Regions from separate parts of the Mus musculus genome. Here all the other regions are linked to region 1. Evidence: chromatin loops called from intact Hi-C (ENCODE). Cell type or tissue: heart. All regions are shown on one strand. Links, peaks and the distances in the headings refer to the core of each region. The heading gives the core; the rest is flanking DNA.

Region 1 (7,779 bases), core at 2,951-5,450:
ATCTGAGCTCAGCCCTGGAACTCACTCGAATGTTAGGAGGAGAGAACTGATTGCTGAAAGCCGCCCTCTGGCTTCCACACACGCCACAGCACCCATGCGTGAATCTACACATTCAAAGTAACTAAACAGAATGAAATTTTACTTCTTCACGTTTGTTTTAAAAATATTCTCTTCCAGAGAGATGAGTTTTTGCTTTTACAGAGGACGAGAGTTTGGTTCCCATATTGGTCAACTTACAATTGCTTGTAAGTCAGGCTCCAGGAAATCTGAAGTCCTCCTCTGCCCCTGCATGGACCCACACACGTGTAGCGCACACACATAAATAAAAGTGAATCTTAAACATCAACTTATTGTAAAGTTGGTTTTGTTTTTTTTTTTTCTTTTCCCAGTCAGGGTCTCTCTGTGTAGCCCAGGCTGTCCTGGAACTCACTTTGTAGACCAGGCTGGCCTCGAACTCAGAGATTCACCTGCTTTTGTCTTCCAGGTACTGGGATTAAAGTTATGCACCACCACTGCCTGGTTCAAAGTTGTTTTAAGATGCCTTCTGGTAAACGTTTGCAAATGAACATTAAAAAAGCTGTGTGTGTGTGTGTGTGTGTGTGAAGGCCACAGGCTTGCAAAACAAGTGACCCACTGAGCTATCTTGCTGGCCCCAGTAACAATATGACTCAACTGCTATTACAGGTCTTCTTAATATAGATAATAAACTATAAATTATATAAAGTCTAATAATAAATTATACAAAGTATGATAATAAATTGATATCTTACAAAACAGATTTTTATAATACCAAAAGCATTTTTGAGGCCCTAAAGGATGAAAATGCTTTTGGCATATATCAAAAGTTTAAAAAGACATTATAGTGCTGGGATTAAAGGCGTGCGCCACCATTGCCCGGCTAACATTTTTCAAACTTCAGGTTAATAACAAGTCCAACATCTTCTCCAGACATCAGATTACAATTTCCTACTTGTTTAAGGTTCCTCTTCCCCCTCAGATGAGCTGCACACTTATCTATGAGCCACCGGAAGGACAGCTTAGGTTATGCTGATGCAATTGTGTAGAGAATGGATCAGTTTGAGCAACTACAAGCTAAACTTCATTAAGATACCACTTAAGTTTCTCTCCCCGTCCCTGGCAGGGCTACTCTAAGGGTTGGCTAGCTAATGACCTAAAGCGATGTCTAGGTTGTCTGCACACACTGGGCACTTTCTCTCACCAGAGGATACCACACTGCTTCTCTCCCTTGTACTGCACGGTACACTTCTGCCAATTGCATCAGGACCACTTACCAACTTCAGTCCTGGTGCTTTAAGACAGGCAGTGTTGCTAAAGCTGGCTCCAAACTGCTGGCGAAATAATCCTTCCACCTCAGCCCCTGAGTGGCTATGATTACCAACACTAGAGTTGGTTCCAACCTGAAATCTGAAGTCTGTTTCCTTAGAAAAGAGGAAGCCTTGCCCACATGTTACAGGGTTACATGTGAAGTTTAATTAGAAACATACGGCTGATATATATACTTTACCAGCTTAACCATATGGAACGATAGCTCACGTCAATACCACTAAACTCACAGTACACATGAAAGAGATACCTGCTTTCAAGACCATCTGAAAACGTCCGATCAACATGCTCGCTCTTGCTGCTCTGAGGGTCCGGCTTCTTCAGTGGCATCTTCTGTCTCAGAAGGTCCCCTGCAGCCCTGCCCTCAGGCACAACTTTGCTGGCAGACAGAGGTGTTCCAAATCTTTGAGAACGACGTTCAGAAGACAGGACTGGAAATAAGAAGAACAAGCCCCATAGCAAGTCTTTCCGGCCAGTCTCTGTTCAGAGAGGAGGCACAGAGCCTGCTCTTGTCAACATCTGTTACTGTCCAGTACCAGGGGCTTTGTGGGACAAGAGGATCGTCACGTTAGCCCGTGCTTAGCTTTCATATGCCATGCCTATGATGCAAAAGGCTGCCGAGAGGCTCAGTTGTTAAGGACACTGGCTGTTCTCCCGGAGGAGCCAGGTTTGGTTCCCAGCACCTAGTGATATTTCACGACAGCTCTAACTCCAGGTCCCGGGGATCTGATATTCTCCTCTGACTTCCACAGGCATCAGGCACACACGTGGTGTGGACAAAGTGTAGGTAAAGGTACATAAAATCAAACTAAAACTTAGAAAGAAAGACGAAGAGGTGCACCTCTACAGGAAGAATGTTTTAGAAGGTATAATGTAAATTAGCAAGTGGGCTATCCCTAGCTAACGCAGGCAACAAGTGCTTGGGTCAAGAGCGTTGACTCAGAGGAGTGGCGGCGCACACCTTTATCTCAGCACTTAGGAAGAGGTAAGAGATCTCTGTGAGTTTGACGCCAGCCTGGTCTATATAGTGACCAGCAAGGGCCACACAGAGAAACCCCGAGTCAAAAGAGAGTCTTTCCTGGTAAGTTGAGACATCAGCTGTATCCTGCTGTAGATGGTTACCAAACACCGCTGAAACATAGGCTAGTCATGGGAACAGGGGAACAAGAAAGCATTACAGATAAACTGCTGAGATACTCGGCTTCCTCCAACATGGCACTTGAGCAGCTGCTGCCAGAACCACAGTCCTAGCAGGAGGTAAGAGAATGACCTCACGTGGGTAGCGTACAGGAGACTGTTGAATACAGGGATGCGCAGTGGGGGCTGGTGGCACAAGCCCGACACCACATCCTCTCCAGAGGCTCAGACAGCAAGCTACAGGCCTGTGTGAGTCCAAGGACAGCCTGGGAAACTTAGCCAAGCCTTGTCTAAAAAGAGAGGATTTCAGAAAAGGAGGCTATGTCTGGAGGGACAAGTGCTTGCTAACCATATGTCAAGCTGAGTTTGCCCCCAAGGATCTCAAACACAGCAGCACAGATGACTCCCTCAACCCCCGTGCAGAAGGGCATGGCTGAGGGAAGTGTGATGGCTCAGGTCTGCTTCCTCTGCATTGTACCCCTAGCCCAGCTTGTCTCGGAACCTCACAGACAGACTGGCACTGCATGGCAGAGACAGCTATGGCATCACTTGGAGAACAGGCACAAGCCCGCACTCGTCTCAATATTTGATGTGCACGCAGGCTTGCCAGCACAGAACCCACTTCTAGCCATCAGCGTGTGGGCTCTTTCATGGGAAAGTCACTCTCCACCATTCACTCCAGCCCCCAGTTGGCCCAAACACCGCTCTTCAGTCTCAGCAAAGCTACAAACCTGAGAATGACTTCACTGGGCTCTCGATTCTGAAAAACCCAGCATCAAACACTATTTTGTCAACTTCCTTTGTGTTCTCCGGAGCTGCTGCGTGGGCCTGCACTTCCTGCTGTGGCCTGCCTTTCATTGCATTCTTTATGGCTGCAAGGCGACTCCTAGCTGCCGCTCGTCCGTCGTCATCCTGCTTTGCTTTGCTTGTTCTACCGGGCACAATTTTTTTCTGCAAGGAGAAATAGTAATTAAAGGTATGTTCATTACCACCTTCTCCTGTTCCTGTGGTACTGAGGACTGACCCCAGAGCCCTCCCTGTGCATACCAGGAAATCGTTCTTCCACTGAAGTTAAGTCCGTAGCCCTTTTAACTTTTATTCTGAGACAGGGTCTCACTATGTTGTCCCCCATGGCTTGAATGCACACCTGTTTCAGCTCAGGACCAGCTGATATTAAGGGGACATCATCCCACCGACTGAGCACCACCTTGTGGCGTCTGATGGTGTGGATGAAAACGACCCCCATAGGCTCATGCGTGGGAATGGCTGGTCCCCAGTCAGAACTGTTAAGGCAGAATTAGAGGTGGCCCTGCTGAAGTAGGTATGCCCTTGTTGGAGGAGGTGGGGATGGGGGCTGGTGGATGAGGTTTCATAAAGTTCTCTCCAAACAACCAAACAATGTAGAAGGAGAGACATCTGGTGGTCACAGGCAGAATTACAATTCTTATATGATAGAGACACTGATAAATTACTTTGAGAGCTAAACACACAATTAAGAAATACCCACAGTATGTCAGGAGCAAGTCTGTAATCCCAGCATCCTGGAAGCTGAGGCAGGAGGATTCTGCTAAGCCTGTCCCTGCGCCCCCAGCATAGCTGTAGCCATTTTGTTCCATGCCCACCAGCTATTTCATATTGTTGCCTGCCAGTCATTGACACAGAAAATACCAGACCCAGACTGGGGGGCATGCTTCCCACAGAACCTGTCATGGTGCTGAATGTTATAAGGCTTGCTAATCTTAGATCCCACAGCTGTAAGCTTCACAAAGGACCCATCAAATCAAAGATCAATATCAACTGTTATGTTTAAAATGGCTTGAGTCAGGGCTGACCACCGGGCAGCCCTTCAGCACCTGCGCATGAACTCACTGTGGTTTCAGCCTCTATAAGCTGGCCCTGAGAAATGTCCAGTGCACAGCTTTGAGCTGTTGCCCTGGTTGATCGGTCTCAGGGTATGTGTTCAATAAACCATCCTTGTTTAACTGAGATCAATATTCGCCTGGTTTATGGGGTGACTCCTGGACCCCAACAGATTCTATGTTTGAATTCAGGCTGGGATATTTAGTAAGACCCATCCCAAAAAACAATTATCATTATACTAGCCATTTTTTATAAATAACATCCTTTACCATTAAAGAAGATGTAAAGTGTGTTCAACGATCTGACCATTCTTCTCAGATCTTTGTACTGTGATCTCATTGAGAGGAAATAATAAAGTTTATTTTACTGAGACAGAATCAGAGCAGCTTTGTTTGCATAACATAGTATAAAGTGTCAGAAGGAGACTGACCGTTTGATAAACGTCCATTTGAGGTGTACGATGGACTTCAGAACGCTCTTTAAGTTATGTGTACATGGGTGTTTATGTGTGAGACTGTGCATGAGTGCAGGTGTCCTGTCCCCAGAGTCCAGAAGAGAGTATCAAGGCCCTAGAGCTGGAGTCATAGCCTTTGCAGGCTGCCCTGTGTGAGCTGGAGTCGCAGCCTCTGCAGGCCGCCCTGTGTGTGCAACAGAGAGCAGCTCTTGAACCCAAGTGGATTCTTATTAGATTAAAAAGCATGATTTACAGGAAAAATAGAAAACCTCATAAGCACAGTGAAGAAATACATAACGTCTCTCACTCCACAGTCTGTCCCACAAGAAGCTTGCATGATCTGCCCACTAAGAGCATGGGCTCTGGAATGAGGAACCCTGGAATGAAAGCCTTGGGCAAATGATTTCATCTTTGGAGTTTTGGAATTTTCAATCATAAACTGTGACTATAGCACCCAACCAACTGGACTGCTATAAAGCTTAACATGTGACTATCTAGAGTTTAGCATAAACAAAACACAAATTATCTACTGCTATTGCAATCACAAGCAAATACATAAACATAGGAGGTGTGTTCTGGTTGTGTATAACAGAGTCTTGCTATATAGTCCTTGCTGTCCTGATACTTGCTATGTAGCCCACGCTGGTCTTGAACCCTGCCCAGCCTCCCTAGAGCTGGTATTACAAGGCTGCCACAAACATATGTCAACACGGGTCCAACTCTCAGAATAAACCAAACACATGCACATCCACCCACTGTCTAGGAGCATAAGTCACCGAGGTACCCCAAGTCTACTACTCATCTGTGACTTTCTTCTCTTTGGAAGGACACGTCTTACATTTTGTGTTGAGTATATCCTTGCTCCCTTGCCCCCACGGCAATCAGAATGTAATAAGCAATATATGAATTCAGTCTGTGAAGCGTCAGAGTTTCTGTAACAGAAGTGAAGAGCCAATGCCTCCAGCTTGCCCTCTGCCCCTCACCTGCTGCCCCTCACGGCACAAGCACCCACCCACGTAAATAACGACATTCTTAGAAACAAACCAGAGCAGAATCTGTGCTAGGGATGCACAAACCTACCCGGAGGACTTTTTTGCTTGGATTATTGCTGTCTTTCCATCCTGACGCCTCAAGTTTGATCAGGTTGTTGAATTTCTGGTTCACATCATCGACCTGGTGATAAAAGCCCGAGTTTGTGCAATTAGTGCTATGTCAAAATTGCTACTTTAGGACTCTAAAATGAATGACCATGTCAAATAAACAGAAAATGGTGATCCAGAACTGGTTAGTTATTAAACTTAAAGGCCTGTGTATGGGGATTTATGTGTAGAGTGGTGGTGGTGGTGTCGGGAGTTGGAGGAGGGAGAGGGAGAGGGAGAGAGAGAGGAGACTCACATGAACCCAGGAAAACCCACAACTTGCTATATTGTCCAAGAAAATACTTGGAACTCCCAATCTTGCAGCCTCCACCTCCCAGATGCTGTTTAAGTCACTGTAAATTGTGTGTTCAAGTGCCTGCCTGGCACAGGGAAAGCCCCAAGTCAGGTCCTCAGCAACTCACACACACACCAGAGAGCATGAGATTCCCTGGCATTTGCACGTAACCTATGTATATCCTTCTCTACAGTAGAAAGCACCTGAATATTGTTAATAATTCTGAATTCTGAATGCAACTTCTATAGACTTAGTTTCCCGGGGTGAGGGGACTAAAGGTGTATGCTGCCACACACAACTGACTGCTTGCTCTGTTTTCCTTCCTTCCAGACTGATTTTATCTTACGTGTATATGTTATATGTGTGTGACTGCGTGGCCCACTTGAGTATGGATGCTGTAAGACGGAGTCAGATTCTATGTTCCTCTGTGTGGCCCTGGCTGTCTGCAAGTGTAGACCAGGCTGGCCTCAAGCTGGGATTTGGCACCATGTGTGCCACCACGCCCTGCTTGACTCTGCCTTTCAGTCATCTCTAACTACAATGCCCAGCATAGGACAGGAATTCCTAACTTCACTGGCTCACTCCTCACACACACCATTATCACAGACTCTGACAGCATAGGGGAGAAGGCAGTGAAGCTGACATGGGGTGTCCTGAGAGCTCACCCCTTACACCATAAGTAGCTGAACTACTGTCATCCCATTTACCGATGTCAGAAGCAGATGTGGGCAGCACACCTGACACATACCTGAAAACTAACCATATCCCAGAATCCATCCAGATCTGTGCAGGTCGTCTCCTTTTCACCCCGTTTATACTCGCAGTTGTCCACCAGTCCTTCAAACTGTCTGAATCTCTCCTTGATAAGGAGTCTTGTTTGACCAACCGTTGTACGGATAAGACCTTTAGCTAAAGAAGTTAAGAAATGAAAACGGGCCTTTATAGCAAGCCAGACAACTGAGTCTTAACCTCTAATACCCTCGAGCTCGCAGAATCAAATTCTTACAGCAAAACAAAAATGACTACCCAAAAAAAACTTAATCATAAATACTGAGCACAAGAGGGTGACAAGATGGCTCAGCAAGTAAAAACACTGACTGCTCTTCCGGAGGTCCTGAGTTCAAATCCCAGCAACCACATGGTGACTCACAACCATCTGTAATGAGATCTGACTCCCTCTTCTGGGGTGTCTGAAGACAGCTACAGTGTACTTATTTATAATAATAAATAAATCTTTGGGCCAGAGCAAGCGGGATTGACCGGAGCGAGCAGAGGTCCTGAATTCAATTCCCAACAACCACATGAAGGCTCACAACCATCAGTACAGCTACAGCGTAGTTATATACATAGAACAAATAAATAAATCTTAAAAAAAATAAAATAAATGCTGTGCTTTTAAAAAAAACAAACAACTGAGCATGAGGACCTTGCTTCAAGATGCAGTAACAGTCAGCAGTGTCCGTGCTCAGCCATCCACGGCTCCACAATGAGCATGATTCCCTCCCCTTGTACTTTATGAGACTTCAACCTCACAGTCAAGTTATCCAAGG
Region 2 (2,500 bases), core at 1-2,500, 99 kb before region 1:
ATAGGTTTACTGTAGCGGGTGGGGTGAGAAGTGCTGGGGAGGCCACTTACTTGTCTAGGGTTTCTTTGGGACCTGACATACATCAGAAGTCTGGGAAGGAAAAAAAAAAATGAAAAAAATTTTTTTGTTTTGTTTGTTTTCGAGACAGGGTTTCTCTGTGTATCCCTGGCTGTCCTGGAACTCACTTTGTAGACCAAGCTGGCCTCAAACTCAGAAATCTGTCTGCCTCTGCCTCTCAAGTGCTGGGATTAAAGGTGTGCGCCACCACGACCGGCTGAAAATCTGTATGTAGATTTAGATTTTGCTTTCTGGTATGTCAGTTTTGAGTCTCCCAGAAACAGAGGCCAGTCTCAAAAACCCAACACCTCTCATCTTACAGCAGTGGCTTATCAACCTTCCTAATACTGTGACTCTTTAATACCATTCCTCATGTTGTGGTAACCCCCAACCAGAAAATTAGTTCATGGCTACTTCATAACTGTATTTTTGCTACTGTTATAAATAATGTAAATATCTGATATTCGACCCCTATGAAAGAGTCGACGCCCAAAGGGTTCATAAACCACAGGTTGAGGCCACTATTCTTAATTTAAAACTTAAAGGGAATCAGAGATAGCTTATTCTGGACCCATTTTTGAATGATGATGGCACCAAAACACAAATTTAGGTTACCTCAAATTCCATGTCCCAACATGGAACCAGTATCACGAGGTTTTTAGTTTTACAGAACAGAGAACGCTATAAATCAAGGCAAAGTTTAAAACACACTGGTGGATGGATACATTGGAGGGTACATCAAGATAGAGGAAGCTTTTCTATACATCTAAGACATTATCCGATGACATTCTTAGCTTTTGGATTGGCAGAGGCTAGTTGCCTGTTAATAGACCTAAAAGGTTTTTAATCTTATTGCCACAAGATATTAGTTTTGACACAGAGGTGGCTATTCTGGAGGGCTAGCACTAGCCCAAGATAAGGTAATTAGCCCCTGGACCTGCAACATTCCAATCTTTCCACAGTACTGAAATTCCAACTTATACAACTCAGTCTCTGCAGACATATGCTTTTAAAAGTTTTCATTCGCAAGACCTTTAGAAAGACTTCCCTTTTCCCTCATCTCTTTACCCTCGATTTTAACAGGACTACTGACAGCCAGCTTGGAGCCTGTCTACAAAAACCTCTAAACACAGAGAATCCAAACTCCGCTTTCAGTCCCTGGGTTGCGGTGAGCATCACCGGCCAGGGGGTTTCCTTTGGGTCTTTTGGACTCAGGAAGCAGGGAAACCTTCCCGCGCTCCACCCAGAGGGAAACAGCCCAGGCTCCCGGAGCCACGCGGCCCTGCCTGCAGTTTCGTGGGCGGCCGGCTGGAGGCGCAGTGCAAGCTGGGCGGGGCGGGCGGAAATAACGGGCGGCCAGGTCGGCCTCCCCGCTTCCTTTTCCGGTGCCAGGAGGAGCCGTGTCGCTGTCGTCTCGGTCCATCAGGCCTTCAGCGGGTCTCCATTGCCCGTCTCTCTGGACTCACCGCCGCCACTGTGCCGCGCCTAGGACTCGGATCCTGCCGGGTGAGTCCGCTTGGGCGCCTGCGGCGGGGCGCGAGGCTGGCGGGAGACGATGCGAAGACGCGGGGTCCCGGGGGGCCTGGCGGCTCTAGAGCTTTCGATGGGGAGGGTCCCCCGGGAACCAGGCGACCGAGGGATCTAATGTCGCGCCCGTCGGGTTCCGGGGCGCCCACGTCATGCCAGGCTTGGGCGGGGGCGGGCGGGGGGTGAGGGGTTAGGCGGGAGCGGGCGACCCTCCCCCACATCCGCCTGCGTGACCGGCTGGGGGCTGGTTCGCTCCGGTTGATCCCGGATTCCCTTTGTTCCCTTAACCCTAAAGGGCAGCTTGTTTGTCCCCCACACCCCCCCCCCGTCCCCTTGCCCCTCCACCGGTATCCCAGCCACTAATTTCTAATAAAAACGACAGTGGAGGAGACCCGAATCCTTACAGCAAGGTCTGGCGCCTGATAATTCTGTGTGACAAGCTTCTCGCTGATCGTAATTACCCATTCTTTAAATGACTACGGGGGACAGAAGGTGCCATGGGCTGAGTGAGTGACGTTCTCCTTTGAGCTAGCTAGAACGCTTGAACCATTTTTTTTCCTCCCTGCCATGAAAACTGAAAGTAATGTTTTCACGAATCCTAAAGTTGAAGTATCTAAACCAGACCCCACCGTAGATGTGTAACAGCCTACTACAGAAACACACACGTGTTGCCCCCTCCCCCATGTGCGAAAGGCCTGTTTGGAGGCCAAACCCTCAGAAGCTGGAGTCGCCCTCGGAAGTCTTTGTTAGTGGCGCTCCTTGGGTGGGGAGGAGGGCAGTTTTTAGTCGTGGAGTATTGGAGCCACTCTCTAGAACACTTCCCTTCAAAAACTTTTTCCTGCAGCTGCCGAGGTTGGAATGTTCTTTTTGATTACAGAAGGAATCGGTGTCATCTTCATTCTCCCTACAGAGGTTG
Region 3 (2,500 bases), core at 1-2,500, 120 kb before region 1:
TTCAAATGCTACCCTCAGCCTTTATTAGGGAAGCCTCAGCCGGCCTGGAGCACGCCTTTAATCCCAGCACTTGGGAGGCAGAGGCAGGCGAATTTCTGAGTTCGAGGCCAGCCTGGTCTACAGAGTGAGTTCCAGGACAGCCAGAGCTATACAGAGAAACTCTGTCTCGAAAAACCAAAAAAAAAAAAAAGAAAGAAAGAAAGAATTAGAGAAGCCTCTATTTCCAGTAAATGGTGGTGATTGTAGAGCCTCATGACCGCACAAGGTGCTGACAAGAAGCGACTTCTCAGTATTGAGCCCTAAACTAGACATTTACATTATGTCCTCTAGTACACAGGGGACACTGTGAAAGAGGAAGCTGCAAAATTCCATCTCCTGGGCACGACAGTCATTGCAATTTACAGCAACTGCTGATGCTTAACTGTCTCATAAAATAAACATGACACCGAATGAGGACGTGAGTGGCGGGAAGGCACTCCTCTGGGTAAAGGATTTTAATTTTCGTGAGGTCCTAGAAGTGCCACGACAGTTCAAAGCAAACAAGCCTCAGGGCAGAGGCGCTCCTTGTTTATTCCTTCCTCTGTCCCTCCGCATCGGTCATCTTCGACCGGCTGTCCATACCGAGAATGACGGCTAACATTCACGCTGGACCCGTCCTTTGTTTCCAAAGACGCTTACCTTCCAGAATCATCAAAGCAGACTTCGGTGTGCCCTTCCGTATGTCCGTACCTCATGGGCTTCTGTGTGGCCGGCATCTTTCCCTACCTGAGCCGTTTTGTAAGAACTGGTATTTTTTTCAGTAGGGCGATCGTCCTCTCCGCGCCGTGCAGTCCTGTTTCCCTCACCCGAGGAGCCACAGCACGATGCAGCGGAAGGTATGTCACACACGCCCGGGAGATGACAAGCTTTCCCCTCTGCAAGCACGGGCAGCGGGGGCGAGGAGCAAGCGGTGTGCACCAGCGTCTGCTCTGATGGAAGCACGGAGCCGCTTCCCGCGCTCTGGCGCGCTCGCCCTGTGCGCATGCGCGGCCCGCCGCCGCCCAGCCCAGGTCCGGCCCGAGGTCGCCGGGTGGTGGCGTCAGAAGCGCGCCGCCTCGAAGCCGAGAGCTGGTGGCTGGGGCCGCTCTGAAAGAAAAGGTGGGAGCCGAACCCGGAAGTGGCGGCGGTCCCTGGAGAGCAGGCGGAGGCAGCGGCAAGTCTGACTCTGGGCTGACCGTGGAGCCGGGGCGGGGGCTGACAGCCAGGCCTCCGCCTGGCGGGAGCCGCACGAGGAGCGGGAGTGGCCGGGCCTCTCTTCCGCGCTTGAGCGAGCGCCGGGTGATGGCGGTGGTGATGGCGGCAGGCGCTCGGACAGCTCCGCTTGAGCTGAGCTCGGAGAGGTGAGAGGGGGAAGGGTGGCGGCGAGGGCTGGGGTTTGACGCCTGCCCTTTCAGGATCTCCTCCCGAGCCACCGTAGTCGCCTCCTTGAACCGATCGAGCTCCTCGGGACCGGGTTAGGGACAGACCTTGGCAAGCCTTTATTCTTCACGCCCTTCGTGCCCTCAACTTTGTCATTTCTGTGGTAATAAAGGATGGACTGATTCTTGTTTCTTGCGACTCTAGCTAAATAATGCTAAAGAGAGTTAACTTGGGTTTTCTATTTAGTTCCGACCAAAGTTTACCAAACTGCTTTTAGATCTAAAAGGAGAGGTCTAATTTGTATTGTTACAGGTTTCTGTTCATCGTGGCAGTCGATAACACATCCTCTACTAAGTCAGGTCTTGGCCCGTTAAGTTTATGCTTTTCTTGTTTCTTCACGTTCTCCATATTAATAAATTGGTCTGTTGAAAATTATGATTTTCGGTGATAATTGGGGCTTTGACGGCGTTTTTGTGGTACCCACTGTACAGTTTCAGTCAGACTTATTTTTATTACCGGAAAACTCTACAGAGGTAGATCTAGATAACTTATTAAAAAAATTGCAAGCTTAGTTATTACTCAAACCGTGGTATTCTTGCTATGGTGGCATTTTGTAAGGCATTTCTAAGAACCTGGGTTCCAAAAAGACACTCAGATTTGTATATGAATAAAAAGGAAGAGTAGTTGGCTCAAGTAGAATCTGAGATTCTTTTTTAAAAAACAAAACAAAACCCTATTGTTAATTTCCCACAAGAATAAAGGCACCTGAGACAATGACTTTTGAGTAACTTACTTTTATTTTGAAATTATTGTTTTTAGACAGGCCAATTTATAATTCTTTTGCCCAGTACCTGGACAATAAAAATGAGTAGGTACAGTGTGAGGTTCAAGTTGAGCTGATGATACTCATCTATATATTGAATATATTGTAATGGGATTTCAGAGTAATGCTTTTCAGAGCTCACCATTCAGAAACTTGCAAGTGGGAACAAGAGTTATTGATGTAAATACTTTAGACAGTGCCTGTGATACCATTTGATTTTAGAACTATGAATGATGTCAGCACACCTGCCCGCTCTCTCTGCCCTAACAACCAAGTCAG

Evidence for each region. A loop is a pair of places that touch in the nucleus more often than their neighbours do. Peaks named below come from ENCODE experiments on the same cell type or tissue, not always from the same donor. Only the 100,000 strongest peaks of a DNase experiment are listed, where the experiment ranks them.
Region 2: a loop joins it to region 1, with 4 times the contacts of the local background. A loop is called at or near these places in 2 of 42 quality-filtered maps.
Region 3: it touches region 1 in a loop (10-fold over the local background); 10 of 42 quality-filtered maps call a loop at or near these places.

Annotation. Positions count from the first base shown.
Region 1 is chr14:47,392,543-47,400,321 of GRCm38, forward strand. Dlgap5 (DLG associated protein 5) reads right to left here. Exons shown (of 19, transcript NM_144553.2): 12 at 6,978-7,138; 13 at 5,876-5,968; 14 at 3,213-3,432; 15 at 1,595-1,775. Among named protein-coding and RNA genes, the nearest start is that of Dlgap5, 22 kb to the right of the region's middle. In heart, for the core only: a CTCF peak has its summit at 3,910 (motif pointing left); a DNase peak (open chromatin) is centred at 3,769.
Region 2 is chr14:47,296,843-47,299,342 of GRCm38, forward strand. It overlaps Gm35078, which reads left to right. Exons shown (of 2, transcript XM_006519856.4): 2 at 1,141-1,563. The coding sequence ends at 1,546. It overlaps Mapk1ip1l (mitogen-activated protein kinase 1 interacting protein 1-like), which reads left to right and starts at 1,432. Exons shown (of 4, transcript NM_178684.6): 1 at 1,432-1,563. In heart, for the core only: no CTCF peak of the experiment used is centred there; DNase peaks (open chromatin) are centred at 1,399 and 2,209; H3K4me3 peaks cover 1,714 bases; H3K27ac peaks cover 1,866 bases.
Region 3 is chr14:47,275,843-47,278,342 of GRCm38, forward strand. Wdhd1 (WD repeat and HMG-box DNA binding protein 1) reads right to left here and starts at 1,015. Exons shown (of 25, transcript NM_001360532.1): 1 at 679-1,015. The coding sequence starts at 755. Socs4 (suppressor of cytokine signaling 4) reads left to right here and starts at 1,078. Exons shown (of 2, transcript NM_080843.3): 1 at 1,078-1,379. In heart, for the core only: CTCF peaks have their summits at 1,094 and 1,294; a DNase peak (open chromatin) is centred at 1,099; H3K4me3 peaks cover 2,500 bases; H3K27ac peaks cover 2,073 bases.